Regions from separate parts of the Mus musculus genome. Here region 1 is linked to region 2. A link is a loop called in an ENCODE intact Hi-C map of the cell type or tissue named here. Cell type or tissue: gastrocnemius. All regions are shown on one strand. Each heading gives the region's core, and the rest is flanking DNA. Links, peaks and the distances in the headings are about the cores only.

Region 1 (16,105 bases), core at 3,717-11,716, 50 kb after region 2:
ATCTATAATATAATCTAGCATTAAAACTATAGGAATAGGGAAAGATGATTCAGCCAGTAAATGTGCATGCCAAGTAAGCTTGGTGACCTGCGTTAGCTGCCTGGAACCCTCACATAAGTGGAAGGGACAAAATGACGGCGGAAAGTTGTCCTGTGCTCTCCTCTCCCATCATGCACAAATACACGTGTATATACACAATAACAAATTAAAAACTGGAAAAATATAGATATCATTTTTTTACAATTGTAAACCACAATGGATTTTGGGAATTAATGATATGGAAACAAGGCATTTGTTCTATTAAAAAAAAAAAAAAGAAAAAAAAAAAGGTTTGCTGGGGTTTGGAACCAGAGAATGATCACCTCAGTAATTATCACCTCAGTAATTATCACCTCAGTAATTATCACCTCAGTAATTAACAGAGCCACACCACCACAGCTGTAGGAACTCCCCAATCATGGAAGTCTCACACTCATTCCCTCTCCAACACCAGTCAGACAAGTAACTGAGAACCAAGATTTTATCACAATTTAAAAACACAATCAAGTTCTAGGTTCTGTCCTGGGACCCACAGACACTCCTCCATAAGTCCTCAGAGCTTCCGTGTCTTGCTATGGCTTGCTTGTGGCCTTCCTAACTTCTGTTGAAATAATCACTAACGCATGCTGCATGCTAAGAAGTAAGGCCTTTAGAAGTTGATCAGGGATCTTACAAAGTACTTCACACAGGGCTGGACACCTCCTTGTCCTTTTGTCACAGTGCTCAAGGTATCACTTTGGTGTCAAAAAGGAGATTCTGGGGCCTTAAACCTGTGAAAAATACTTTTCTGTTATTTGTAAATTGCCTAGTCTCAGGCTGTTTTGTTACAGCAGCACATTCAAGACAGAAGTGAATGGCAGCAGTTAAATACACTGAGCCTTTGCTATCTATCAGGCATCTGAGCCAGGTGATTCACACAGTCACCTTACTCAGTTGTCTTAATAACAACATGAAAAAGATACAACTGCCAATTTCATTTTTCAGCTAAGAAAAATGGGGCTTCCAACGGCTAAGTAACTTTCCTAGGGTCATAGGTGTGATGTGTGATGAGGAGAATCTGGGGTTCTGTCTGCTTAACTCCCACAGCAGAAATAACTAGAGCAATTGTTCTGTGGCTTTCAATGACTGATTAGATCAAGTTCAAAAGGATTACAGACAGAGGAAGCATACTCATTTGTTCATGGCAAAGAACTTTGACTGAGTAGTTGGTTTTAACACCATACCAGATGTTTCAAAGACAGTAAGAAATTCTGAGAATCAGCCAAATCCATGACAAAATACCAAGAAAAAATATTAGAGTTCTTAGGTACATAACAACATCCTAACAAAACATTATGATGTTCTATAAATGTATTGTTAGAAATGACAAGCCAGAATAGAAAGGTCATATATTAAGCATCTATATTCTATTTTATAGTCTATATTTAGAAATGTTCTATTAGCATAATTTTGCAACCTTACTTCAGAATCTCAAGATTTCTATATATTTTTATATATTCTATATATATATACACACATATGCATATATACATACATGTATACATTTATCCACCCATGCATGTACCCTGGGCACAGATATAAACAGGGGAGGGGGTTGAGAGGGAGAGAGAGAGGGAGAGAGAGAGAGAGAGAGAGAAAGAGAAAGATCCTTCCTATCCCAGCTCAGTTAGCAGAACATATTCTGTGTTGGGAAATAGTGATCATGAGTGGCCTTGGCTCTTCCCGTTTCAGCTTGACGAGACATATGGCTGCAGGTTACATAGCTCCTGCTTGCCAAGCAGCTGGCAGACGAGGTGAGGGGCTGACCTCCTACATTCTACTCTGACACTGCCTCTATGACATTGGAGAACTGATCACAAAACTTCCAAACGAGGCTACAGTTCAAAGGTAAATTTTAAAGTAAGACATTCTGGTTGACTGACTCAAAGCAAAGAGGTGTGGTACAAGAGAACAAAAAGGGAAAGGCAAAGCTCGTGAGGCTACAGGAGTTGTTCACACAGCTCTTTACTTAACCTTTCCCACATAGTCCCCATCACACTTCATCCATCATTACTTTAACTATGAGAACTGTACCAGGAGCCAGAGCTTAGGGAAGAAACCCTTTTGTCTACTTATGCATATTTTTCACTTTTATACCACTATATTATATATTTAACTAAATAACGATTTTACTTACATTTTGATCCCAATTCCTGCTATGTAATATATAATGTGTGTATGTATATAGAAAACCAAGACTGTAGGTATATATAAATTCTGGAAGATGGCACAGTTTGGGAACAGGGTTTATTAAGGAAAAAAAATCAATATAATGTCCCTACAGGGTCTTGAAGTAAAATTCTGTAATCAAGGCCTGCAGATCTGTAATTATGGTGTGTCAGCTACACTTAAGCAGAGTTAAGAGACTGTTAAAGCTAGAGCAGCACACTGCAGTGAGAACTGTCCCAGCCTCCTTCCAACCCACTGGCGTCACATTCATTTAACCACAGGAAAGCTACAGGGCAATGTCATTAGACTCCAATACTGTAACGTTCCTTGTCCACACTGGATTCGAAGTAAGATGGTTATGAAAAGATATTTAAGGAAGTATTTTTAATCAATCAGTTCACCCAACAAAGGCCTAGTTCATCAGGCTTTATTAAAAGTCGGCTTTAAAGTTGAAAGTCACTTTTTACATTAAATAGATTTAAATTTTCTCCATGTAGAATCTCTTGAACTTATGACATACTTAATAACAAACTTATTTTGTAAACACAAATCCTACTTAGAAATGTAGAGTAGACAAAAGTTGCTTAGCTAAAAATACATCTTGACAGTCAATAAAACAAGTTCAATTTTTCCTCTACTTTAGTGAAACTATTTTCTAAATAATTAATGTAGAAAAAAGCTACTATGGCAAGAATTTGTATTTATATCACAAATTTAAATTAAGTAAGGCCCAATGTATAAAGATTGATAGTATATAATTATAACAGTCTCCGAATAAATTACAACATATACAAAGTAGAGATATGGAAGCTAGGTACAGAGATGATGACCAACCAACTTAGTTTACCTGAGATTTTGTCAGTTTTAACAGAAAATATCCCATATCCTAGGAAACTCCTGTCCAAAAGAATTAGGACAATAGTTGCCACCTATGTATCAATCAATGGTCAGACACCAGATAGATGACAGTAATTTCAGATCTGCACTGAGACAAAAATTGGGACTATTATTTGGTCATTCCCTGTGAGGTTGGCCAGATTAGCTGTGACACATAACAGATACCTATAAAGTTAATCCGCAAAACAATAAAAATAAAAAAAAAATAAACGTTTTAAAAAGAGCCAGCCAGACCATGCTAACTAGTTTTTTTATCAACTTGACAAACTAGAGTCACCCAGGAAGAGGGAAACTTAAATAAGAAACTGCCTCCATCAGACTGACCCGTAGGCCCTTTCATGATTAACCACGAGAACACCAAGCCCAGGGCAGTGACACCTCTGGACAGGTGGTTCTGGGCTATGTATGACAGCAGACAGAGCAAGCCATGGGAGAGCACTCTACCATAGCCTGTGCTTCAGTTCCTGCCTCAGGTTCTTATCTGAGTCCCTGCCTTGGCTTGTTACCCGGAAGATGAACTAGACCCTGTCCTACTCAAGTTGGTTGTGGTAGTGGGGATTATCATAGCAACACTAAGTAACTAATCATAGCAACTGTAACTATCATAGCAACACATAGCAACTAGTACACAGACCAAATCTACCAACAATGCCCACTGTTGTACAAGTACCCCTTAATACTTGGGACCAAACACGTTTCAAACCAAAGTTTTTCAGATGTTGGAATGCTTATATAAACCTTACCAGTTTGAACATCTGTAACTCCAAAATCAGAAGTGCCCCAAAATCTGAACCTGTGTTATGTCAGCACTCAAAAAGTTTAGGGTTTCTAAACATTTTGCACATTTCTCTGGGTGGGGCACTGCGGAGCTCATGCTTATTTTCCACCTGTGGTGGTTTGAATGGCAACTACCCCCAGAGTCTCACATATCTGACTGCTTGCTGGAGCTGTTTGGGCCTTGTAGGAGGGGGTGTGGCACTGAGGGTTAGCTCTGAGGTGTCCAAAGCCCATCAGGCCCAGTCTCTGGTGTTCTCGGCCTCTATCCTGAAAGTAAGATTTAAGCTCTCAGCTGCTGCTCTAGCGCCATGCCTGTCTACCAACTGCCTTGTTCCCACCATGATAGTCAAGGACTCACCCTCTGAAACTATAAACAAAGCCCCAATGAAAAGCTTCCTTTTTGAAGTGGCCTTGGTCATGGCATCTAGTCACAGCAACAAAATAGTAACTATGACACCAGCTAAATACTTCCCCTGAAACTCTCTTTTACTTCCATTTAGAATACAAGTTGGGTTACCTCATCTCACGTTAGACTGCCTTCACCATTTCACCTGAACAAGCAGACAGCCATCTTGTACTCACTGCGTTATCTCCCTGATACCAACCATCATTTATTTAACTGCCTATTTCCATACGCTTAACTCTCAATCTCTGTTCAGGCGCCATCCTAACTCCACAACTGGGGACTTGTGAATCACAAGTGCTGTAGGTGAGTAACTTCACAGCCTAACGTATCCAATGGCCTCCAGGACAAAAGCCTGCAGTATAAATCCCAGTGGCTCTCAACTGTGAGGAAAAACTAAATGACCCAGAGTCCTACATGGTAGAGAGAGTGAACTCCTGAAGACTGTCCTCTGACTTCCATACCTGTGCTTTGGCATAGGCACCCCCCACCCCATACAGAGTAAATAAATAAATGCAAGTTTTATAAAATACAACAAACCCAATGAGCAGAAAGAATCCCTTTCATAAAACCAAGAACATTCTTGAATCATGAAACTAAGAAGTCTTTGGAACTAAATCTGGAGAAGGAAAAGCAGCACGCCCTTTAAGCTCTTGGGCCCAAGATCATTCTTCCCCAACAATTAATGTCTGCCTCATTTATGCTCCCCTTTGGATGAGATAAAATGTAGAATTCCGCCTTAGTCTATTAACACAGAAGACAATCACAGTAAAATAAGTTTTCAGGAAAAAATAAAGAAGTAATGTTTATGGATGTAGATATTATACAGCAAGATAAAATGCAGGTAATCAACAAGTGAAATACAAATTTTAAGTTTAAAAGTGTATGTCCCTGTTTTACAGTATGCAAGAAGAAATGCTACACCTCATGTCAACAAAGGGCCAGGGAAGATGCGTATGATACACATTCATTTAATAAGCAACTTGAGATTATGGTAAATTATGAGTTTCATGAAAATTATTAACTTATTGAAATATGAATACCAAAAGTAAACTTTGATAATGTCCTATTAATCTACCCAGAAAACTTTATCTACTTCTGTGCAGTTTATGTAGGCATCTGAGAATTTGTCAATGTCTCACAAGCTAGTTCTTAATTACTTAAAGGACGTTTCTCTAGCATATGTATGGTTAGGCTATAACTACTTGAACTAAATAAATTTATAGAATAGATCAAGAGGGTGATAAAATCAACAACATATTAATGGGAAAACATTTAGAAATGTTTTCTCATGATATTTACTTTAAAGCAGTCTCTTATACCTCCGGGTTCTTTTCTGCAAAATAGACAATATGCTAAAGGAAATGACACAGCCAAGGAAAGTCTGGCAAAAGAGAAGAAACGTGTGGGCTGAGGGACAGCGCGGATTACTTACTGTATGCTATAGATCTCATATTCCCCTCCTGTGTTATCACACAGTCTAATGCTCTATCACCGCATCCCAGCTGGAGCCAGGATCCTTGTTTCATTTGCTTGCTCTGCTACTAACCTGAAGTGTGACTTCAGCCACATTCTGAAAACTGCACTCATAAACATGTACTGAGCAAAACCTATATGGTGTATCTTATTTATTTGAATCACACTGTATCAAAAATGTAGCAGGTATTTCTTCCAAAAACTGAATTCAGGGAGAATTTGGACTCTATCTTCCAAATTCAGTAAGAAGAGGCACAGTACAACGATGAAATATGTTCCAGAATACATAAAACCAGATTTGAAGTCAGGCACAATTCAGAACCGACTGTCTATCCCCCCCACCTTCACCCCCGCCCCGCCCCCCTACCATACCCTAGCTGCCTTTGTAATAAAAGCTTCCAAAGTACCGTTCGAAGTACTAAAACTCGGGCAGTATCTCTAAAAGTGATTCTCTCCTCTATGGGTTGACCTCCCTCTGATGGAATATCAATAAACGGTGGAGAGATGGAGCAACAGGAAAAAAAGCTATTTCCCCTGCAGAACGATCTGCTTCGTAAGGAGGCTGTGTATCTTTTCCCTTGGAATGTTTCGGTATGATCAGCTTGGGTCTGAACAAAACTAGTTCTAATGAGCACTGCAATATGTACAGTCGGGAGTCAAGGCAAGTCACAAGACTGGCCTGGCCTATTCCTGGGAGGCAGCAGCCCACAGCTCCGGGGCGAGCTTCGGGGAAGAAGTTTGCAGAGGTGCTCACGTTCAAGCCCCAGTTCCCAAACTCTGGAAGTGAGCCATGTCAGAGGCCAGGGCCCCGCCATTGTGTATTCTGAGTGAGGCCCATGATCTCAGCGTCCCTTAAACTTGAGCGCTGTCCAGTCCACCTGAGGCCAGGCCAGGGCGGACTCCGCCTCCCTACTGCAAAGTTCAGGGAGCCGGCGCCCCGCACGCACAGGCCGAGGCCCTCCAGGCACAGGTCGCCCTCCTCTTCCTCCTCCTCCCGGCCTACGAGCGCGGAGGACGCCTCCGAGCCTCGCACGGAAGGCGGCCAGGCCAGCGCCGAGGTCGCGCCGAGCCCTGCACGGAGGGCGGCAGGGCCAGCGCCGAGGGCGGCTCCCTGCCAGCGCCAGCCTAGGCGTGTGCGGGCCCCTCGCATCCCGCCCGCCGAGGCCTGGAAGCCGCGCCCGCATCGGGCCTACGCTCCGCCCGGCTTCCCCGGCGGTGAGAAGGGAAGAGCGAGCGTCAGCCGCGGAGCCGCCGGCCGTTCCTTACCGCCTCACTACTCCGGTCTTGATCTTGATCTGCCTCACGCGAGGATCGGCCATGGTCCCTAAGGCGCCGCAGGAAGGAGAGGCGGGGCTGCGCGGCGCGCCGGCGCAGAAGGGGCGGTGGAGTGGGCGTGGAGCCCAGAGTGCGCGCATGCGTACCTGGAGAGCCCGACCCCGCCTCGCCTCCCGACTCTTACCTGGAATCCTTGCATCTAGACTGCTGGTACCTAGAGCTGGAGACTCTCAAAGCCCTATACCAGCTGCTTCTCCCTGGTGCTTGGACAGGATTTGTACACAAGCTGCACTTTTATTTTCTCAGTCTCCATAGCCTGAGTTAAGAAACTTTCTGTTCCTGAGAAAGTGAACAGGATTAGCTGCTTAATGGACAGTGTGACTTAGAAACTATTAACAAGGATAATTTTTGTTTTCACTGTCTGTTGTCAAATGGAGAAAGAGATCTGTGTTTGATGAAATAAAATACCATAATGCAGACAGTCAAAAGAAATTTTTAATTTTAATTTAATTTTTTTTTTTACATTCCAATCCATGCCCCCTCTTCCGGTTCCCTTTCTCCATATAGTCCCTTCCCTTTCCAGAGTGTTACTTATGTAAATTGTCTTGTGATGTTTGAGTTTATGGAGAGAGGACTCTGGGAGTAAGGAGGTTCCTCTTGTCCTAAATTTTAGCAAGTTTGTTTCAAGTGTCCAGCAAGACTCCCCGTCCTGAGACATGCTGGCCCCCTACCCCTGAGACAGGGAGAAAACAGTACAGCATTGCACCTTCTTGGCCTAGAGGGGAGCAGCCCTTTCCTCCTAGCCTGATGGCCTGAGACCAATCTGCAGGACTCAAAAGTGGTAGAGTGTAAGAACCAGCTCTCGCAAGTTGTCCTTTGACCTCTGCAAGTTCACTGTGGCTTGCAAATATACACAGAAGTGTATGAAATAAACGCTTGGTTTTTGTTTTTTAAGTTGTGTAAAAGTATGCCTACACTGGCAACAAAATGGCAGAATCCCATCCACAGAGAGAATCTCTGACTGGGGGACTCCGAGGGACTTCTCCAGTGCTTTGTGCAGGGTGTTGTAAGAACCTGTTTCGATGGTGTCATCTATCCGCTCCCTGCTATTTATTTGTTCATCTCCTTTTTCTTGCTACACACTTAATGGACTCAGTCATTTGAGAGCAAATGACTAGCCACCTATCTCACATGTGGAGTTCTATCCTTTAGCGAACACAGGACCCCGGCACTCAACCTCCTTGAAGAGCCCTAAGAAATAATGCCCACGTCACGTGACAGGTGTATAGAGGGTGGCATTCAGCACAATGCCTAAACACAGCAGACATGGGACAACTTTTGACTCCACCATATTTTCCAAGATACAATTTGCATAGAACAAGGCACCCTGAACTGTGTTCTAGAGTCTCTTCCTGTTGAAGCACCCCTACAACCCCCAAGGAATTGAGGCATGGCCTCCATTGCGTCCTCATTTCTTGGTTCTGTTCTTCACTTGATGCTCTTGGCCTCTCCTGACCCTTAGTTCAGTTCTCATCTTCATGGCTGGCTCTGGAACATCCTTCAGTCTTGTCAGAGCAGAGCTCCAGGTATAAATCCAGTCTCAAAACCTAGCTCCCACGGAAAGACTCCCAATGCTGCCCCTGCCTGTGCAGTTCTCCAGGAATACATTGATCCCTTGCATTCTGTGTATATTTGTTTGAAAACAATTTGGTTTGAGTTCTTTACAAGGGCTGTTCCCACCCCTTTAGCTGCAGTATAAGCATGTTAAGAGGCAAGAATCCTGTCTTTCATAAACCTTTCTCTTAAATCTCCATCTGCGTGATCCACACAGCAGGTGCTAAATTCAATAAATACATTTCTCTAGCTGGCTGGCACACTGAACTACAATCCCAAGTGACACAGCAGAGCTGTGAAATGCAGAGGAGGGGACAAACACAGCAGCAGCAGAGTCACCAACGCAAAATGCTGTGAAGGTAATAGAAACTGCAAACCACACACCAGAGACAGTGTGCTCAGGCCTTCTGCCACTGCCCAAGCTCTTTTAGCCACCACAAGTAAAATCATTTGACTCACTACATCTTCCTTTTTTCCTTTTTGCCCAGATTTTCAGACATTCTGAGCTCAGTTTTGTGCTAATTGGCAGAAATTTCTTTTACACACACACACACACACACACACCAATTTTGTATCTGTCTTTCTTTTAGTTCTTGTCTATGCCTTAACTGGAAACCACTCACTAATGTATGTAATTAATTCAGCAGCCAACAGATACTGCTGCGCGTATCCAGTCCCAGGCCCTCTGGGACAGTTTGCATTTATCTATCTGTGTATTCTACATCACATTTGGGTGGCTGCAAGGTACCAACATGGAGTGTGGCAGCAGTAGGGAATTAGATGGCCTTGTCCCAGTTTCTTGAGCTCATAGTTTTAGTTAAGGATATGTATGTTTCGGGAGCCAGTCCAACCTGGGTCAAGTCCCAACTCCTCTTTTCACTAACTGTAACACTGAACAAGTTGCTTAACCACCTCTTAGCCTGGTGTCTTTATCTGTAAAAGGTAGAAGGTGGTAATAATACCAACCTCCTAAGGCTTTGACGGAGCTTAGCTCGGTGCTGGTGTTTATTCGAGCACTTATAACACGCTTGTGCCGTAAGTCATCTGGGGAAGAGGTCCTAAATTAGGAAGTGTGCTCACAGGAGGATACGAGCATAGAGCTGTGAGTGAGTGGGATCAACAGCAATAAGATCAGACTGAGCTGGAGTTTGATCATTTCATCTAGCAAAGACTATATGGTTAACTTAGTCACCACTGTACCACTGTATCTCAACATGTAGCCATGCCTGGCACATAGTAGGCACAATGTGTTAGGCCTTTCTCCTTCATTTTTTTCCCTTTTCTTTTTGACAAGGTATAGCTACATTGCCCAGCCTGCCCTTGAACACAGTATCCTCCTGCCTCAGCCTCATGAGTAGATGAGATTATAGGCAGGTGCCATTATGCCTGGCAATATACATTTCTTCAATAAATGAATAAGCTGCTTTGAAGAGCCTTTTGGTTTCTATTTAACCATATGTCACAGAGACTGCTCTCTCCAGCAAGATGATGACAGGGACAACCTGAAAGACCCTTCCCCTCCTCGCATACACTGGTCTTCCTCTCTGCTTTGCTCTGACAGACAGCTACAGAGACAGCTCAGAGGACAGAGTGATGCTGTATGCACACCAGGGCCTGAGCTCAGATTCCCCAGAACCCCTGTAAAAACCTAGCAAGGCCATGTGCTCATGTAACTCCAGCACTGAGATGGGGCAGATGGTACAGACTGGAGGATCCCCAAGACTCGATGGCCAGCCAGCCAGCCAGGCCAAAACATCAAACTCTAGGCTCAGTCTCAAAAAGAATATGGAAAGCAATCAAGGAAGAAACCCAGAGTCAGCCTTTGGCTTCTATATGTGCCTACACAGGAGAGTGCACCCATATATACTTGCACAAATATGTATGCATATACCATGTAGGCAGGCAGGCAGGCAGGCAGGCAGGCAGGCAGATAGGCAAAGAGATGGGGAGGAGAGATATGTGCAGAAGAGGCCAGAATTATCCATAAACCTTGTCAATTTTATGGACATCATGTCACCACTGATCAAAGAGCTTCTAGCACAGTGGTGACACTCAATAACCAGGCTGATATGGTGCCTTAGCTTACAGTATCACACAGCTCTATCTGCTCAGCCCTGAGGTGCTGGTCTTTGACTAGAATGACTAGAGTAGTAGGGGTGTGGGTACAAGCTGCAGCAGACAGCCTGTAGGGTGAATGACAAGGACTCCTGCCTCCTGGCACTTATGCCCTTGTGTGACCCTCACCCCATAAATATAGACATGTTGACTCAGTTATAACTACTAGTGTTTGGCAGAAGTGAGGAGAAGTTACCTTTTGCTATTAGATTTTAAAAATGGTTCTCGTTTTGGGTTACATTTTCTCAGTTTTCTTTCCATGGAGGACGTTCACCTGAAGCTCTTCAGCCATGTCTCTGTGGAGATGACTGCAAATGATTGCAAAAGTAATACTAACTGTTTCTTGAGATGACCTTCACGTCCTGCTAGTTTTCCTTAGACCAACGTACGTAAGACTTTCTTCAGTGTAGGTATAGGAGCAGGGCTCTGGTTCTCAACGATTAACTCTACAGTTTAAATCTGACCCTAAACCTCAGTACTCCACATAAATAATAAAAACCTTCCCTCTGGATGCTCTCACTGAAGGTCAAGGGTCCGTTCTGTACCTGGTGCTGTTGTAGCCACTGGTGCTACAAGGACACTGTGGGGACAGATTTTAAAGGGCTGAGGAAATGAATGTGAAGTGTAGTTCCTACCACACAGCAGTGATTCCACAGGTTATTAGTAAAACATTAATAATAAACACCAATCACAGTGTTATTGATCACAATAGAGATTGTGATTCCCAGCACTGAAAAACACAGATATTTACATTACACTTCACGACAGTAGCAAAACTACAGTTATAAAGTGGCAACAAAAATGATTTTATGGCTGAGGATCAGCACAACATAAGGACCTGTATTGAAGGTTGGGAAACCCTGCTCTAAGATTCACAGGCTAATAAACATATCCACCTATGTTGAAATTGTCTTGAATATTATGCCTGGTCCACATACTGCTAAAAATCAGTAATTTCTCTTCTTTAAGAAGAATGGGACTTGCAATCCCAAATGGGAGGGTCTTGACTATGAACCCCTTCAAGGCTCAGGAAAAAGTTGTTTCCATGGTCGAGATGCAAAACTGATCCTGCTAATCACCTTTTAGAAAGGAAGACTTTTACTAAAAATTACAAAACACATAAAGAAATGTACACAAGTAGGAGTATGGTTTCATGGGCTTTTTGAAAGTCAACATAATAGTATAGCCAAGAACACTCTCACTGGCAGAGGCTGTAGAAACTCACCAAAGTTTCTCAACACATCCCACCCGAGAAGCCGCTATTCTGACCATGGACAGTGGTTCCACTATTCTGACCACGGACTAGTTTCCCTGTTGTAAGTTTTATGGAAATTCAGTATCTCAGTTACTGTTTTACTCCTGTCAAGAAGCACCATCACCAAGGCAACTTATAAAAGAAAGCAGTTAATTGAGGGCTCGCTTCCACTTTGAGTAAGTCCGTTTGGTGAGAAGCATGGCTGCAAGCAAGCAGGCATGGTTCTGGCACAGTAGCTATGAGCTTACAACCTGTTCTACAAGCAGCAAGCAAAGAAAGTGAGAGTGAGCCCAGAGTGGGCTTTTGAAAACTTGAAATCCCACATCCAGTGACACATCTCTTCCAACAAGCCCACACCTCTCAATCCTTCCTAAATAGACCACCAACTGGAACCAAACACTCAAATATATGAGCCTACGTGGCCATTCTCATTCAAACCACCAAATTCAGCCATGCAGGAGGGAACCTTTACATCTTGCTTTCTGCACTTCACATTACGGGAGATACATTTGAGTGCTTTGTGTTTCTCTTTTCTCCTTTTCTATTGCTGTGCAGAATTACAGTGCATGAGTATCTCATGACTCAGTCTACTGTTGGCTTTTGGGGAGCCTCTGACTTCAGGCTATGATGCACAGTGCTCTCATAAATGTCATTGTAGTCATTTTGGTGACAAGATGAAAGCATTTTGTTCTGGACACTTAGGGGAAGAGTTGGGGGGGGTGTCATAGATTATGCCATAGATGTCTACTTTAATAGACCCTGCCAAACAGTTCTTCCAGCTATATCTATGTTGTGTCAATTACATTCTTATTAGCATGAAGACAGAGTTCTACTGGCTCTAAAATTCCACTAACACTTTCCAGTGTCTGCCATCTTTTTCTAGCCGTTCCGGTGGTCTTTTGTTATGGTTTTAAGTTGCATTTCCTGGATGGTGGACTAAGCTCACCATTATGTGTATCCTAAGTGTCTCAATATCCTCTTTTGAAAATTAGTTATTCATACCTTTTGTTCATTTTTCCATTCTCCCTTTCTCATTGATGATCAGAGTTTCTTATATATTATGGGTATATGTCAGCTATTAGATATACAAATTATAATGTATTCACCCCAACACTCCTTTTCACAACTACTTTGAGGAATTGTTTTATAATGTCTACTGAAGTCAAATATATGCAATCCCTATGACTTACAAAAGCATCTCTAAATATCTAGTAGCAATGCTCACAGTGGGGCTGGGGAGTGGGCTCAGGGGGTAAAAGTATTAATCTCCCAAGCTTGACCAAATGAGTTCAGTCCTAGAAGCATACATAGAAGCTGTTTGTGGTGCTGTTCATTTATAATCTCAGTACTTCTATGACAAGGTGGAGACAGGAGAATCGCCCATATTGCAGGCCAAACTATCATGGAACGTGAAGCACAGGGACAGATACAGGAGAGACTCTGTCTCGACAAAGCAGAAGGCAAGAGGCAGAGAGTTGTTCTCTGACATCTATACAGGTGCTGTGGCTTCCCACGTATCTGTACTCACTCGATATGTGTGTACAGCTACATACATTCAAAAAACTACCAGGGGATGAGAGGACATAAAGGCGGCCAGGAGTGTTCCTGGAAGGACACTTGTAACACGCAGAAGCTAGAAACAACTCTACTTTGTGCCTTGCCTTTCTGTTCTCTGACCCACGGTGTGTTAGTGATGAGGATTTGATTTTCAATTTAGAATATTTAGTAGTCGACTTTCTCATTTGTGGTCTCTGTCTCTTGTGTCCTACTTATGAATTTTACTTAGGAGCTGTGTCTTGGAGATGTTATTCCATGCTTTAGTCTATGTTTATATTTCATCTTTTACATCTGTTTTACAGTCCACCCAGAATCCTCATTTGTGTGATGTGTCAGATAGAAGTGGATATCAATGTTTTCTCATATGCATTTATTATTATCCCCATCCTATGCCTTTTGCCCTTTTTTCTTCTCATGTGATATGTGTTTATGTGTGTGTGTATGTTGTCTCTCTCTGTGTGTGTGTGTGTGTTTGCATGTATGTGGGTGTAGGTGAGTGCAACATGATTGTGGTGGTTTCAAGAAGACATCAGAAGTCATCTTCAGCTGATCTGCACTAAGTTCATGAGGCAAGGTCTCTCAGTGGAACCGAGAGTTCTCTGCTTTAGACAGTTTAGTTAGCCAGTTTGCTCTGAGGATACCCATCACTAAGAGCTGATTGCAAGTGGGCTCCTGCACCCATCCAGCACTTGCATGGGTTCTGGGGATCGAAACCTCTCCAGCTATCACAGGAAATGATCTAACCACTGAGCAAGCTTCCCACCATGCTTCATTGTTAAATAATTACTTGTGTCTGTGTCAGGCACTTGTAACTGCCTCACCTAACATCTGTTACCAACAGAGTTCCTCCTCTTCACCTCCATGTTTCGACCTGCTCTCATCAACTTAATCTGCAGCTGAGAGTGCTCAGAGGCACAATTGTGGGTGCTTAGAGTTACATATTGGAAAGACTTTGGATTTCTTGATAAAGGGAGGAACTGCCCCTTCCCTGTCCTTTCCTATGACAATAACTGGAATAACCAGAGCTTAGAACACTCATGGAAGTCCTGAAGTGCCAATCTGCTATCACTGCTTTGTTGAAGCAAAACCAGAAGCCAGCCCTCTCTAGTCACTGGTCCTGAGGAAAACATTCTCATATGGCTCCGTGCTGCCCATGACACTCCTACCACTTGAACACCAAAGGATTTCTAATTGCTACCGATGCCACAAGCACTCGATCCATGGAGTTGTTACCTCTTTCCTCTAGTAAAGACACCACCGATGAAAACAAAATACCTTCAACTTTGGCTTTTGTAATGTGTGTTCTCACTGTGAAAAATACTGAACGTGCCATTTAACTGGCCACAGGTCACAGGGTGCAGGTGTCAGAGGACATACATCTTAGACAATAATATACGCACATAATCTTTCTGACAATGACTTACTGATGATTCTGTTTACAGATGAACAGACATCTGATATAACAATTCATTGTTCTGACACATATTGTAATTGTGCTGTGCAGTTTTTAATACATAATGTTACATTCAGCTCGGCCCATGGTCTAATACCATGTAACATAAATTTTGCCAAAAGGAACATTACATGACACTGACTTTTAAAAGGCACACACAGTATTTTCAGATCACCTGCTTTTTATCCATGAGTGCCCAATTCAGAAATCAAGTTGGCAGGCAAAAGTGGAGGGAATGTGTAGCCTCAGAGCAGCGTATTTATCTTGAATCATTTTGTGCATTTCTACCTGTAGTCAATGATGCCATTCCATTTTTATGTGGAAATGCATGAGCAACATCAATGAACATTTTTTTGTCATCTAAAGTGAGATTTTTATTCAGCGTCGATCAGTAGAGACCTGAAAAGTATTTTCAGATTACATGATATGGATAAAAATCTCTTGCAGGTTTATCACGAGCCATCTATTTGGAACCCTCGACAAATTGTTTAGGATTGTTTTATTTTTCTTCTATCGATGACTTTTAAAAAATAAGACATCTTTGTTAGCTGTGAAATATTTTCAGTTGTTATGATGTTTCCTTCTTTTGAATTAATAAAAAATTAAACAAAAAGGGGGTAAAAATCTGGGGGTCAACATATTTAAAAACTGCTTTTAAAAAAAAGGCTTAAGGGCTGGAGATAGCTCAGTGATTAAGAGTGTGCATCTGTAGTTGATTCCCAGTACCCATGCCCAGCGACTACGGGTAAATATAGCTCCAGAGAATATAAAGGATTTTGTGGGCACCCACACAACCATGCCCATACCCACCGCAACCAATCCAACACATTTATATACATAGTTAAAAATGCATTGTTTAAAAGGAGAATAAGGCCGGGCAGTGGTGGCCATGCCTTTAATCTCAGCACTTAGGAGGCAAAGGCAGGTGGATTTCTGAATTCGAGGCCAGTCTGGTCTACAAAGTAAGTTCCAGGACAGCCAGTGCTATACAGAGAAACCCTGTCTCAAAAAACAAACAAACAAACAAAAAAAGGAG
Region 2 (16,105 bases), core at 2,855-10,854:
GTTTATCTAAATGACCAAATAATAAGGTTTAAATGATAACCAGGTATAGGATATGTCCTTATTAAGTCTGATGGGATTTTTTAAAAGCCAACTAATGTGATAAAGTTTGCAAAGTGATCTAGATTAAACAAGTTTGACTGCTCAATTTGGAAGATTCAGCGCACAGGTACAGGTAATTGTAAAATGTTAGGCTCTGAATGGTACTGTCCAGAAAGTTGAGAAATGTTAAGTGGACATTCTATTAACTAGTTTTACCACTTATACAGTATGCATGTGCTTACTTTAAGCGTGCCTTTCCCCTCCCGCAGTTCTATTTCTTCCTAAGGAACAATTTACATGCTACAATACAGGCTAAGGAAGGGCAATCTAGTTACTGGGAAATAAACACTTAACATAAATGTAAATGATCAAAGGCTCAACCAGAAGCTCCTGTTGGGATCACTGGGAAAACCGGGGCTTACTAGGGTGCGCTTCCCCACAGCCAGGTCCAAATGAGGGGCTGAGACAGCCGGAGTGTGCACTCTGGTACTGTGGCAGGAAGACAGCCGGAGTGTGCACTCTGGTACTGTGGCAGGAAGACAGCCGGAGTGTGCACTCTGGTACTGTGGCAGGAAGACAGCCGGAGTGTGCACTCCGGTACTGTGGCAGGAAGACAGCCGGAGTGTGCACTCCGGTACTGTGGCAGGAAGACAGCTGGAGTGTGCACTCCGGTACTGTGGCAGGAAGACAGCCGGAGTGTGCACTCCGGTACTGTGGCAGGAAGGGACCCTCAGACAGGCCAGGGAAGGACAGTATTTTCTCTTCTCCAGTTCTGAGTTTCAGTGAAGTTGCTAGTTTTGAGCGATCATCCAGCCTTGAAACCAGAACAAGCCAACCGTCCTAAGCTCTTTCCAGCACTGTTTGTCCCCCACTGTAGGTTTAAACTTCCTTTGCTCATACTGTTCTGACTCACTGAATCAATCAATGCTCACGTTCAGCTGGGGCCACAAAGTTTACACACATGTTCCAGGCATGTAAGAAGCTAAACGAATTATGTATTTGAGGGGGGAAAGCCCTCAAATGATTTTGTAATGAGTTTATAATCCTGCAGGAAAAATACTTTGTGACAAAATGATACTATTTCCAGTCAATCAAGGCAATTTGGCTGTGTCTCGTACTCATGTCTGAGACCCTGGCCACTCAGGACACTGAGGCAGGAAACTATTTTAAGTTCAAGACAACTGTGTACTACACTGTTAGCTCACAGCAACCTGAGGAACATAACAAGACCCTATCTCAGAAGGCCAAGTAAAACACAAAATCCGGGTGGAGCTGCAGCTTGGTAGGAGCACATTTGCCTACCATGCTTGAGGGCCTAGCTGCATCACTAGTACAAAACCAAAAGGGGACAGAAACCACAGAGAATGAGTCCAGTCGCGTGTGCTAACATTCCTTCCTGGGGCGGGGGGCACAAACAAAGTCTGCCTTCATCCTAAGGGCCAACAACAACTCAGGCCGGGTCCCATAAAAGTTCAGTCTGGGGACACAAAGAACTCATTGGGCTCACTGACAGAGCAGGGGTGGGTGGGTGGGGCCTCTGCCCAGCAGGACTGGCTTCCCACATCTGCACAGGCAAGAGCCTCCCCTAGTGCTCCCAGCTGACACTGCACAGGCAGAGCCTCCCCTAGTGCTCCCAGCTGACACTGCACAGGCAGAGCCTCCCCTAGTGCTCCCAGCTGACACTGCACAGGCAGAGCCTCCCCTAGTGCTCCCAGCTGACACTGCACAGGCAGAGCTCCTCTAGTGCTCCCAGCTGACACTGCACAGGCAGAGCCTCCTCTAGTGCTCCCAGCTGACACTGCACAGGCAGAGACCCCCTAGTGCTCCCAGCTGACACACTCTAGTTTTAAACCCAACCTGCGACTACGAACTATTTACACTTCAGATAACCTTCAAAAACACCTGATTTAATGACACTTAACTAAGTGGCCAACTGAAAATTTGGTAAAGTATAAAACAAACAATTTTATTAGATGAACTCATTTATTTGACACATTAAGTTATGCAAAGAAAAATAAATGCAACTGCATAAAAAGAACCACGTTTTCATATTATTAAACACAGCAGTGGCTGAAAACAATGAATTGTAGAATGGACCCCAGGATTTAATGCAAAAAAACATCCCATACAGAAAAATGTCAGGCTTCTAGCTTTACGGAATCCAGCACTACACGGGCTTCTTTATACTCCTCGGCTTCTTCCAAGTCTTTTTCACTTTCCTGAAATGAAAAATAACAAAATTAAGTTTGTCGTTTAGGAATTTCAATACTTTGCTGCATATAATACAGACCAGTAAGTAACTTGAGAATTAGAGAAAAGGATTCTAAGATTTCTAAGTATAAAACAGTTCTGTCCCTTTGTTCCTAGGAAAGGAAGAAATGAGAGGTTAGCTTATTTTTATTATATATTTTCATACTATATTTTCATGTTATAATTAAGAACACAGTTGTCTACAATTATTAGCATTAAATAATTAAATAAAATCACAAATTAAAAAAATCATTATTTGTCCAACATCATCATACAAGAGATTATTTACAATGTACAAAGTAAAAACAAGGACTTGCTAATCATCCATCGTAAAATGGTACTCCAATTACTCCCATGCTACAGGATGTCACTAATGTCACCCAAGTTAAATACAATCAAATTAGAAAAACGGACTGTCTGCTTATTTTTGAGTATTCATATTGACACTAAAAATATTAACTAACATCTTTAATTTTCTTTTAGATTTTTTTATTAATTTATTTCATGTATATAAGTACACTGTCACTGTCTTCAGACACACCAGAAGAAGAAATCGGATCCCACGACAGATAAACTACCATGTGAGCCACCATGTGGTTGCTGGGAATTGAACTCAGGACCTCTGGAAGAGCAGTCAGTGCTCTTAATCTCTGAGCCATCTCTCCAGCCCCCCTTAATTTTCTGATATTTAAAAATTGAGTTTTTATACACACTAATATGTAGGAAACTCTCACTAAAATATAACAACAGACTAATTAGAGAATGCCTATGTCTTTACACAAAAGTCTTAGACTTTTTTAAAAAAGTTATTTTTCTTTTTACGTGTGTGAGTATTTTGCCTGAAAGTATCTGTGTGCCTCACGCATGCCTGCTGCCCATGGAGGCAGAGGAGGCAGAGTGTGTGATCCTTTGGAACTGAAGTTACAGTTTGTTGTGAGCTGACTTGTGGTATGGGGGCTGAACCTGGGTCCATCAGTCCATCCCTTGAGTTTTAAATGAAGTTACGGACAACAAAAGATGCAGACAGTTATAACAGAGATAAAAAGGAATAATGTGCATATTCAACATGTTTCTTTCAGTAAATTTAGGTTTACTGAGAAGAGGTAATAGTTTAATGTAACCCCAAGTACAACTACCCAAACACATTATTTTTAAACAATATTATTATTTTATCTTATCAGCTATTAGATTCCTAAGGAGAAAAAAAGCATTGAAATTGTTAAGACATATAAATGGTGTTTCTATGTAGTATTTTAACAGTGGTTTTCTCTCTCTCTCTCTCTCTCTCTCTCTCTCTCTCTCTCTCTCTCCCTCCCTCCCTCCCTCCCTCCCTTCCTTTTCATTTTGTTTGGTTAGGTTTTTTTTTTTTTGAAACAGGGTTTCTCTGTGTAGCCCTGGCTGTCCTGGAACTTACTTTTTAGAGCAGGATGGCCTTGAACTCAGAGATATGCTGCCTCTTTTTTTTACTTTATCTACCTTCTAATAAATAAAAATGAGTTTCTCTGTTTGATGAATATCAGCATCCTACCTTTAAGAAGTTCACTATGGGACCTGGAGAGATGCCTGAGTGGATTAAAAGCACTTGTTGCTCTTCCAAAGGAATAGAGGTCAATTCCTAGTACCGACATCAGGTGGCTCACAGCTGCAATGATGATTGGATGATATGACAGACACCTTTTGTCCCTAACAGCACACTGGGGGCAACACTACTCACTAGGTCAGGGATACTGAGTTATAGGAGAGTGGAGAAACTGAGCACAAGTAAGTGGCCTTGTGTGTATTTATTTTCCTCTACTATTAACTGGATGTGACATTACCAGTTGCTTCAAATTCCGGTAACTTGATTTCCCCATAATAAACTATAATCTGGAATTGTCAATAAAATTAAACCCTTTCTTCCTGAAGTTGCATTGTAAAGGCTAAAGTTATGTTTTAAGTTTTAAATCGCTGTACTGAAGAGATGTATTAAACAAAAATTTTTCTAACCTGTAAGCCCCACTTGCCCACTTCCTGGAATGCTGGGGGCTGTTGTTCATGTAAGATAACAAGCCACATGGCCTAAAGAGCTTACACTGAGGACATACATGAAACACACCAAGAACCAGCTGGCCAGCAATGGGGCATTTATGGTTATTAATAGGCTAGCAGGGTTATTATAGTCTCAGAACCTGCCCAGTTTAGGTTTGTAGCTTGTTAATAATTCTGATATCTGTGTTGTTCACTTGGGAGCTAAACAAGAAAGACTATGGCAAAAATCTCCCATAAAAATCACTTCAGTAGTGCATGGCCTTGTGGGTTCCACCTTTATAAGCATCTGACTAACGTAGTTCATGGCTATTCTCTTGAGAGAACTCTCTTGAGAGTTCTGGGGATGAACCTGGACAGTGGCCATCCTCCTAGATAATATTTAATATAACTTGCTTCAAATTGGCTCAAAAATTATGATAGTACCATTATGCTCACCTGGTGGGATTCAGTTTTCTGTTAGGGTTGTTTGTTTGTTTTTAATCTCAGCAACAGACATGAAACCAGGATAGTTCGGATGGTTTATTTTTGAGACCGGGACTCTATGTTGACCCTGAACTCACAGAGACGTACCTGCCTCTGATTCCCGAGTGTTAGAACTATAGGTGTGTGTCACCACCCCGGGCTGTGTGATGGTTGGCACTGACTGCCGACTTGATATAATCTGGAATCGCCTGGGAATACCTCTAAGCTCTTGAATAAGGATATAATGTTGACTGGCTGATTCAAGTCCCTGTGACCTCCATAGGATGTAACCTGGAATTATGAGCCAAATAAGCTCTTTGTCTCTTAAGCTAGTTGCTTTTATTCAGTATTTTATCACAGCAACAAGAAACAAAACTAAGGCAGACAATAGAACCAAGAGGTAGGCACTTGCTGTGATGATCTGACCAGGTGGCTTCTAGGCCACTGCAGCTGTTTCGTGGGAAGAACATGGACGTGTTTGGTAGATGGTTAAGAAAATCCATTAAATGCTGGAAGCAGAGGCTAACCTGCGATCTAGTGGAGTGTGGAGGATAAGAATGTGGAGGCCAGAAAATAGTTACAGAGGGAACAAGGGCTCTCGGGAACTGGGCTGGGGTCATTCCTGTGGCATTTTGGCCAGAGTCTGGCTTCATTCTGTTCCTGTTCTGAGAGCCTGAGGGAAGCTGGATATAAAGAAATGTACAGCTTTGTCTGCAGAGGGCAAGAGGAGCCTCCCGTGCTGCAGGAGAGAATGAGGAGGGCTCTGAAGGCAAACCACACCACTTAGAGGTTCCATCTGGAAAAGATGCAAATTCATCCACAGGAAGAAAGCCTAAGGCATTCCCTGCTCCTGGAGAGCAACTGCAAAGGAAAGCGTGTCTTCAAGGTCGGCCACGGAAGCGGATACAGCTGTGGTCCAAAGGGAAAGGCTGTATCTTGAGGTGCCAACAGAACCTGGCTTCTATCCATGTGTTATCTGTTTGGAAGTCATGAAAGACATACAGGTGAGGTGACTGAGAGCAGCTGAGGCCAGACACTGTGTGGCATGGAGGCAGTCCCTGTGCCCCCAGAGTCCCCGAGAGGCTAATCTATAAGGATGGAGCTTTAGGCACAGTGGAACCCCAGTAGGAAGGCGAAGCCAGGACCATGGTGGAGTGCTGCAGGTGTGGCACTGGCAGAAGCTGTGTGGAGGAGGCAGGGCTGAGCAGTGTGGGCTGTCTATGCATTTGGATCTCGGCCAATTTCATTACAAGCCTCAGATGCAGGACAAAGAGCTGCAGGATTTGGTGTTTTCTCTGATGGAGCTTCGTTTGTTTACTTCTTGTTGTGCCCAATTCTTTTTGAAACAGGAATGTTTACTCTGTACTGAATGTTCACTCTATATTTTATGCTGAAAATATACAACTTATTTTTGATTTTATAGGAACTCAGTTACAAGATTCCAGACTTTTAAAATATTGGAAAATGTAAAGACAATAAGAACTTCTAAAGGTGGCCTGTAATCCACACCAGGAGATGAACGTGAGACTCTGGGGACAAAGGGTAGAGAAGGTACTGCTTACAGTGGTGCCTGTGTGTCAAGTAGAGAAGTAGGGTGTGATGGCTGGCTTTAGTCGTCAAGCTGACAGGGAGTAGACCCACTGGGAACACCAGCTCTCAGCTTTCTGGCCTCCACTATGTACATAACTTGACCCTGTAGCCAGCCATCCCTGCAGTGATAATGTAACCTGCAATCTAAGCCAAGGAAGCTCTCAGTCCCTGAAGCTGCTTTTGTCAGGGTGTTCTATCACAGCAACCGAGAGTGGAGCTAAGACAGTCACACCGTGCATCTGGTTAACTATTAAAAAGAAACAAGACGGCTTTCACTTATACTTCCACTTCCTCATTCCTAAAGTCAGCTGAGCACTGTATGCTTTAACAGTAAGGATAGCAGTGCCACACACCTCAGTGGCTTCCTGAGAGCTCAGCTCTGCCTCCATTACCTTTGGCTTCCCTTTCTCTCAAGTTTACAGGTTTGAATCTAAAATTCCAGCTGTTTTAAACAAGAACCAAATTAATGTGAGACACTGGATTGAATCAAATTTTTAAACAGTTAGCTCAGTTATTTGTCAAAAAAAGCATGTGTACACACACACACCCCAAATATATTGCTGCTCAAAACTGGTACCATGTATACCTGCTATTATGATTCAAATATTTAATTAAACCAGTAGAATAAACATGGTAGAAAAGTACTTTTAGTGGAGTCATGACTCAAGCATAAGTTAAACTCTTCAAATATTTAAAAGCATGCTGGTACACCAGGTATGATGGCTAATACTATCAACTTGATACCTAGGAGGCAAGGCCCAGACACACTAGTGAGGGATTTTACAGATTAATGCTTGTCTCTGAGCATGTAAACAGATTATTCTAATTATGTTAACTGATGTGGGAAGATCCACCTTAGCTGTGGGCTGGAGCATTCCCTAAGCAGAGACAGCACACATGCATTCACTGTATCTTGTTACAGATAAAGGTTTGAATCTAAAATTGGTATACATGGTACCAGTTTTGAGCAGCAATATATTTGGTGTGAGTGTGTATACATACTTTTTTTTTTTAACAAATAACTGAGCTGTTTAAAATGTGATTCATACATGCATTCGCTGCTCCTTGTTACAGATGTGTGTAATCAGTTCTCCCAGGTCTCTGTGACTTCCTGCTATAATGCACTCACCTGGAGCTCTAAGCTAAAGCCAACCCTTCCTTCCTAAGCTGCTCTCCTGCCAAGTGTATTTCATTCACAATAAGAGAAGAAACTAAGACTCACAACAAGCAAATACATCTAGTAGCAAATTCAAGTAGCTGTAGTGTTAAATATTGAAAATTTTGGTTTTCTACGTATTAGGTTGAAAAAAATGTTAAATATAAGATAGAGAAGTCTTTACTTACTAATATCTGCTGAAGATCAGTATATGCAGCCTCTAACCGACGCTGGCAATCTGGGATCATCATCCGGGACTCTTGCAGGATCTCTGCCTGGAATGAGAATATTTGGGAGACATGTTAGATGACAGAACTAATGTGTATTTATTTTATAAATTGGCATATAACTAATGATTTAGAGGAAATGGAAAGTATGATTATGTTAAATGAGTCAATGTTCTAATTTAAATTGGGTTTATCAGACTGTAATTTTGCAAAGTATAAGTTCTAAGCAGAACTTCACAAAAGTTTTGCACTTTTCTTCCTTTTGGCAATCACTTTCTCATGGTAAGTGGCAATTAACTGGCAAAGCTTTTCATTCAGCTCTTATTTTGAAAGGCTATTTAAAGTAAACGGTTCTCCTGCTGTCACAAAGCACCTTTATCTAAAATGGGATCAGCTGGTCATATAAATATCTCCTGCATCTTTGGGTAATAAAGGAAAACAGTGTTCAGATAATATCACAGGGAGATAATTACTGCATGAGAGAAGTTATTGAGTTATTGATCACATCGTGTGCACACTGCAGGAGGGACTCACTGAAAGACAGAGGTAAAGAAACATGAAAAGCAAGGACCAGCAGGTTCATATTTTGTTGCTTATCATGCATAAAAAGTTATTACTTATCCCTGTGCTTCATTTTAGGAGAGAGATTATTCTCCCCAAGCAGTTTGAGCCGAGTTACCAATGCAGCCCCCTCTGAACCCGAGCTCCTTGCCTGCTCCTCCCGCAGACAAACACTGAAGAACTAACCACAGGGACACTTTGACTTTAGAGGATGTTTTTGGATGTAAAGTCTACCATTCAAAGCTATGTTGTATATAAAACACAACAGAAAGCCAGGAGGCTCAGTCATCAGTCAGCCAAGACGCTGAGCTGAATTTGTTTCCTTAGTTGTTCTCAGAGACAGATAGCATGATAATCAAAGGCTTTCAGAGAAATGGGTACAAAATTAACCAAGATTGCCTGGCTCAAATAAAACACTACATACAATTTAATGGCAATAATGCTAAATTATAATGGAAACTTTAGTAGGACCCAGTATCGTCATGCTTTTTTCTGACAGTCTGTCAGCTCACACTGTAATAAACCACTCCGACATTCAGATTCTCTATCCATATCTACTTCCTGGACCACAAGGCACGGCGGACCTAGAGCTCCTTTATTAACAAGGCACAGGCTAAACAATCTCAAGCACACGGACCTGACTTTACTTCAGGCAAACGACATCCAAGCAGCGCCGCTAAGCCAGTTTTGCATGTCTCCCTTTGAGTGTGTGTGGGAAACTGGCACCAGAACATTTCAGAATTCCCCTCCTGTGGAAAAACCTCCTGCAGAACCACTTACCGGAACTAAAGAAGATGAATATAAAGACCAAGGTCAAACTCGTGACAAGTCAAAACGTGCATTTACAATTGTTTGCCAAGCTTTAATGTTACTGCAATGAACCTTAAGCAGCACTACCCGACAGAACTTCTATTTGGTATTATCTCTCTGTATTAGTAACAGAGCAGGATGGCCTGTTAGTCTAGCAACATGACAAAAGTTCATTCTCTTGTATTCTACCCTGATTAGTCACTAAGTTTCCTCTATATTCACCCTCCTCCCCCAGCCACAGGTCCACAGCTGAAGATTTAACCCACAGTAGGCTGCACTGAGCATCTGCCATATCTCTATCTATCTATCTATCTATCTATCCATCCATCCATCCATCCATCCATCCATCCATCCACCTATCCATCTATCCCCCCCTCTCACCATAATCTATACCTGCATCAAATTTGCAAGGTGAATACTTTTCCTTGTAGCAATGAATTATGACTGCCAGGGATGTGTGTGTGTATAAAATAGGTCCTCCCAGGTCTTTCCCAAATTGATACCCAGCCAAGCTCATGTTCTTTACAAAAACAAACAAAGAGACCACTAAAAAAACCACGGAGTCCAGTTTGTGTTGGCCAGCTATCCTGAGCATGGAGCCCTGAGCACTGGCGCATGCCCTGAGCTGTGGCCGACATAGCAAGTTTAAGTCCATTAAAGAAAACTGATTTTCTTTTTCCCAGCAGCTTCCATTTGGAATCGTTTCTTAACCAGGTGTGGGACTACATCTGCCAAGACTAACAACAACTGAGTCATGGCTACACAAAGACAACCCCAAATACCCAAATTTAACTAACAGTATCTTCCTTGGAAAGTAGTCATTCAAATGAATGGTACCTTTCTTTAGAAGACCTGAATAAAAGGTTGATTCTAATGCTTACTACATTTTGTCTAAGGGAAAACCAGGGTCTTGGTGTAGTACCTGGGGCACATAAGGAACCCTAGGGATACTATGGAGTGCTTTCCCCACTGATGTGAAATTCAGTTTAAAACAAGTTGCAAGTTTTTGGGTATTTAGCCTGGTAAAATGGAAGCTGGGGAAGACTAAGCAAGACTCATTAGTTTGTAACAATCTATAGGCTGGAGAACCTACAAGTTGATCAGTTTCTTTTATACTCAAACACAAAAACTGAAAAGGAAACATTCTCATTGATAAGAAGTCTTTGTCAGGGAGAACTCTGTGAAATAATGTGGCAATATTAAGCTGGTAGCTGATTAGGATAAGGGTTCAGCTTCTTTAGTGAGACGGAGCTTATACCCAGGGTTGGACGTGACCTATAATCTATAACAACCTATAGTGTCAGCTGTCTCTGAAGCCCATGACAGTCATACTTGCTTGTCAGATGGAACTCTAGAAATCACTGCAACATTGACTAGTCCTCGCCTTAAATGGTGCAGGACGTTACCACACTCAATGTGGTAAGCTACGGACCCATTTGACTTGTGTTTGTCTGATTATTTCTGAATCCACTGAGGGAAAAAGGGAGGGGTGGTGTCCACTCTACTCTGATACCCCAAACAAGTGTCATGAGACATAAATGGTGCAAACATTCCATGTAAAGCCCGGACAGACTGACTGTACCTGACCATATACTCTCTATAAGAAGGTCACTTCAGACATAATAAAGAAACAGAAAATAAAAGGATGGAAAAAAGATGTGGAAACATTACAAAACAAGAGTAACAGTGAAGACATTAATACTGTACAGCGAAGAGTCCTGCAACACTGACTGCTGCAGATCAAGAAATGCTGTCAGGGATAAAACAGGTGTCACATTATCATACTGTTATAAGCACATCAAGGTAACATGACTGTGTATGAACTGAACAGATAAACTGATAAATGCACGTAAACAGATGGGGATTTCCACACTTACATTCAACAATTTATAGAAATACTAGACAAAAATGAGCAAAGATGGGAAAGAACTAAACACCAGCACAGAAAGCTATCAGCCAAGAAACAGAACACTACAAGAGAGGTTGCAGCCCTATGACACACTGCAGCAAAGCACATCCTAGATCAAACTACAGTGAAAACACAACAAATCTAAACCCACAGTCACACTCAGCACAGCACCTAACTGCGATGTAATCCCTCAGCAGGGCAGTAGTGGCACACCTTTGCTCCTCACACCTGGGAGGCTGAGGCTAAAAATGTAGCCAGACCTTACTAATGGGGAGAGGGAAACACACTGCACTGAATGTTGACATCATCAAAGCTAAGTGTGCTTACCTCAAAAATATAGAAAAAGAAGCAGATGTAAACAGCAGCACTTCCTCCAGCAGACGCAGGAGGCCAGACTGCTCTAACCAGGGGATTCCAGGACAGCCAGGGCTACATACAGAGCCCCTGGTAAAAGAAACAAACCAAGCAAATAGCAACCCCTCCCAACCAAAACAACAAACACACAGAAAAAAGGCAATGAATGAATTCAATGAATGAGCTCAAAACAATCAAAGGAAATGACGTACAAACTGATAAACTTACAAGTAGAAAAAATACAGAGAAAAGTCAGCAAATGGTAGCTCTAAAGAAAAAGTGCACACACTTCAAGCAAGACCAAGTGAGGAGGCGGGAATCACCAAAAGCCGCACAGACAGCCCCCAGCCCTGCAGATGAGGACATCTAAGAGCAACTACAATCCTAGCCACTCACCAGTTAACGGAGCCCACTCCTCAGAACTTACACCACTATCCAACCAGCCAGTCCACTGTTTCCTGCAGGTTTCCTGACTCCTTCTTAAGCCTACGATGAGTTCTAGTCAGTGTGCATGCAGAACACTTTCCTTATCCCTTCACTGAAGATGAACATCTGGTCTCCTTCAATCTCCTAACTATTGTGAAATGAAATACAACATATATTGTATTTTCGTGGTCTTCACATTAGTTTGGGAAGCTATCTCTAAATGTAAGCATGTAACTGAAGCATGGCTATAGCCTCTGTTTTTATGTTCAGCACTTAGCAGTGGGGGAGCTGGGGTTCCCGGCTGAGAGCACCCACAGACGCTTGTGTCTGACGTGTGAGCACTGTGGCCTGCTGTGGCCGCATCATCTGTGCCATGTCCTACCTTTGCTGAGCTTTATTTCTGCTTTGCTAGGTGTCTCTGTCTGTGCTTGTGTGACAGGGCTCCCCTAGTCCACAGGCTGGCTTCTAACTGGCAACAATCTTCCTGCCTCAGCTTTCTGAAAGCCAAGCTTACCGACATGCTCACCACAGCCATTCCCTTGCTTGTAAATGCAAGCTCCTGTCACAGTGCACAGCGCCCGCACGCCCGCCATCTGAGTTATCCCAGTTCTTAGTAAGTGTCGGCTTTACCTGCTTCTTAATGGCGTAGTTCTCTCCATCTTCAGCCTTCATTTTTTCAATCTTTTCTTCTTGCTGCTTTGCTTCTTTTTCGTACATCACTCTTTCTTTGACCAATCTATAAACAAACCAAAAATGTTTCAGAGAATTACATTTTTTTCTCTAAAGGATAACAAAGAAACTATGTAAATACAAAGCCTAGTTGAAATACTAATATGGGTAGGCAAAATGGAGGCAGCTACTTTTAGCCACTGATATAAGTATGAGCCATGTGTCCCAAGTCCTCTACTGAGGTAAAGTGTGTTTTATAGCTTTGAGGGGAGCCAACACAGTCACACCAATCTCAGTCAGATGGCAGAGAATCCCATTGCAAGCCCCACCTCTGGAGATCTCCAGTTGCCAGGCTCTACCCCTAGGCTACTATGGCAGACAGGTTAGACCCCCTCCAGCTGCCACTAAACCCAAGTGGCCAGACCTCCAGCCTGAGGACCACTAGTGGTTAGACCCTGCCCCTAAGGAGCTCCAAAGGCCAGGCCCTGCTCCCAGACTTTCCCGGTTTTCCCTCCCAATACATCTCTTGTGTGAGGTTTGTTGTGTGGTGTGACTTTGTTGTATTCCTTGGCTTCCAACTGTCAGCATACCTTTCATGAGCTATAACCTCTCTTATAAGCTATAACATATGATATTTATTGGGAAAGACACAAGAGAGAGGGTGGCTGCCTCTGCTCGTACATTAAGAAGAAAACCCACTCTTACATCGGCAATGTAAAGGAGCTAACACTTCTGTGTTGCTTTTCAAAACTGACTTTTGTGTGGCAGTTTAAATATTCTTGGCCCAGGGAGTGACAGTATTTGGAGCTGTGGCCTTGTTGGAGGAAGTGTACCACTGTGGGCATGGGCTTCAAGACCCTCCTTCTAGCCATGTGGGAGCCAGTCTTCTCCTGTTTGCCTTTGGAACAAGAGGTAGAGCTCTCAGCTCTTCCAGCCCTACAACTTCCTGGTTGCTGCCACACTTCCAGCTAAGATGATAATGGACTAAACCTCTGAAAATGAAATCTATACCCATTAAGATTATAATTTTTAAATATAAGTACTACAAAATCACTACAAATAATTGTCTTAAAAGGTCCTTTAAAACAGTTTTGTTTTTGTTTTTGTTTTTTTTTAAAGGAAGTACTGGGACAGAGAAGTTTATGTATACATTAAAAAGCTAGGATTCTACTAGGTGTACAGTCCTTACTTAGCAAGAGTGAGGCCCTAGGTTTGAGGGCTAGCACTGCAAGAAGAAGCTGCGTTAAGTCTGGATTTCTAGTTTTTCTCGGCTGCCTCAGTAAGAAACAGGAGGTGCACTCTCACTACTGGCTGGAGCTAACTGCTCTTTCCGAAGAGTCATATATGAACTGCCCCACTTCATACATACTCCTATTTTCCAAACACACAGGTCGTGAAGGTTTAAATGAGACTGTCCCCCATAGGCTCAGTATCTTTGAATGCTTGGCCATCCACTGGTAGGACTGTTTGAGAAGGAGATGTGGCCTTATTGGAGGAGGTTTGTCACTGGGAGTAGGCTTTGAGGTTTCAAAAGTCCACACCATTCCCAGGTAGCTTCTTGTCTGGAGATAGCGGGTCAGGACTAAGGCTCTCAGCTACTACTCTATCACCTCATATGCTGTCACATTCTATGATGATGGACATGGACTCTAACATTCTGAAACTCTTGAGTCCCAATAAACTTCTGTAAATTGCCTTGGTCACAGCGTCTACAAAGCAATGGAAAAGCAACACACACACAGGTCTTATGCTTAGCTTCTGCAAGTTTTGGACTTGCATGCTGTGCATCTTATATTTCATTATTATCACAGAGTCGCTGTTTTAGTTATCATCATGTAACAACTATTATTCATTTGTATTCAGAATCCAGTGCCTTATCAACAAGGCAGAGTGTTTCCAAATATTTCTGGTTGCTAAACTTCTCTAAAAAAGTAGTCAGTCATCAGTAGTCCGTCCTCCCATATCTATGACATTTATGAAAGAGAAACAATTTAAAGGAGTCCACATTCACTGTTTCCAGCCTGTGGTAAGTAAGACAAAGCACAATGGGGCAGAACTGCTTAACTCATGGTGGTCAGGACGTAGAGGCAGAAAGGGACCAAGGACAAGATTTATTTTGCCAGGGCATGCCCCAGTGATCTACTCCTCCTCCTCAACTCAGTCTAACTTCTCAAAAGTGTCATCATATTATAAATTCATCAAGGGATTAATCTGTTGATTAAGACAGAGATCTTAGGACAGCAACAAAGCCTCCAAATGCATGAGTCTTTGGGGCCATCTCAGACTCAAACCACAGTGAGTTGCATAGGCTACCGGAGGTCACAACATTCCATAAATTCCTGTAATTCAAAGACATAATCAGGGTGGCAACCTATGGCCAGCGCCAAATGAGGTAAGAGCTATGAATGTGCTAGACTTATGCTATAGTTGCTCATTGTAACCTGAACGTTTAGGAAATGAGCCTAAGGAACATGAATACATTTGCCTTTTAACATTTTCATATTATAGAAACAAAGTGATTCTGAAGTAGAACAAAAGTGAGAGACAGTAATGGAGAAACAAAAACACACTGGTAACTGGTATACAGTGTTTTGCCCTGCAAACATCTGACTCGAATCCCTGTCACCTCATTATGTTTGTCTACATAGAATGGCAGGAACAGCCCCAACAAAATTAGGCACACCTACCCACTTGCCACATGTAACATACAAAGGCTCATGAAAAAGTTATTGGATAAAAAAATACTGCCCTAGAAAAACAGGGGAAAAATCACCAGCACCTAGTGAGAACCTGTAATTCTAGTATACACAAAGTAAACACAGCAGAGACACTTCCACTTAACAGGATCAGTCGATAAATGATTGACAAGTTACATGATGTTGAAAATACAGCTGCTAGTGCCTACGAAGCTTTATACAGGACAAACATAACAGCTTATTAGGCATTAAATCCTGGGTATAGAGGTCGTTATCAATTATCACATCATATATAATAGCACAAAGAAATTCCTACCCGTATACTGTGTGCCCATATCCTGGTTTCATTCTAAATTGTTCCCCTAAAAAGTATGTGTGTTAAAGGTCTGGCTGTCAGTTCAGGGGGGTTGAGGAAGGGATAGATCATAAGGTTTTCATCTATCCACGGAGCTATAATCTGATGGCACCTTAGGGAAATGATGGAATTAGATCATTATATTAGATCACTTTGAGATAAGACTTGGTCCTACACATACAGACACATTTGCATGCACACAGACAGACAGACAGACACACAGAGACAGACAGACAGAGAGAGACAAACAGACAGACAGAGACAGAGACAAACAGCCATAGTGGCTGCCTAGCAATGTGGTTCAGAAGCTTCTACACTCGTTTGGAGGCAGGATTTGTGGGCAGCTTGCACAAGCTTCAAGTGCTGTAACTAGCAGATCTTACTGGGTGATTCTACCAAGAGCCTGCAGACCAGGATACCAACAGGTACATGGACAGTGAAGATCAGACTTAGAGGAGATTTCAGCCAGGAACAAGGATCTATTAGGAACTGTGATAGAGTACCTGGGCTGCAAGAACAGGAAGGATTCCTATGAGATTACAACTGACCCTGCTCAACTGTCAGCCACAGCCC

Evidence for each region. Peaks named below come from ENCODE experiments on the same cell type or tissue, not always from the same donor. Only the 100,000 strongest peaks of a DNase experiment are listed, where the experiment ranks them.
Region 1: it touches region 2 in a loop (2.9-fold over the local background); 2 of 42 quality-filtered maps call a loop at or near these places.

Annotation. Positions count from the first base shown.
Region 1 is chr13:94,779,964-94,796,068 of GRCm38, reverse strand. Tbca (tubulin cofactor A) reads right to left here and starts at 7,149. Exons shown (of 4, transcript NM_009321.3): 1 at 7,067-7,149. The coding sequence starts at 7,119. In gastrocnemius, for the core only: no CTCF peak of the experiment used is centred there; a DNase peak (open chromatin) is centred at 7,175; H3K4me3 peaks cover 1,724 bases; H3K27ac peaks cover 1,216 bases.
Region 2 is chr13:94,828,803-94,844,907 of GRCm38, reverse strand. It overlaps Tbca (tubulin cofactor A), which reads right to left. Exons shown (of 4, transcript NM_009321.3): 2 at 12,443-12,548; 3 at 7,714-7,800; 4 at 1,985-2,258. The coding sequence ends at 2,178. Among named protein-coding and RNA genes, the nearest start is that of Otp, 39 kb to the left of the region's middle. In gastrocnemius, for the core only: no CTCF peak of the experiment used is centred there; a DNase peak (open chromatin) is centred at 5,906; H3K27ac peaks cover 679 bases.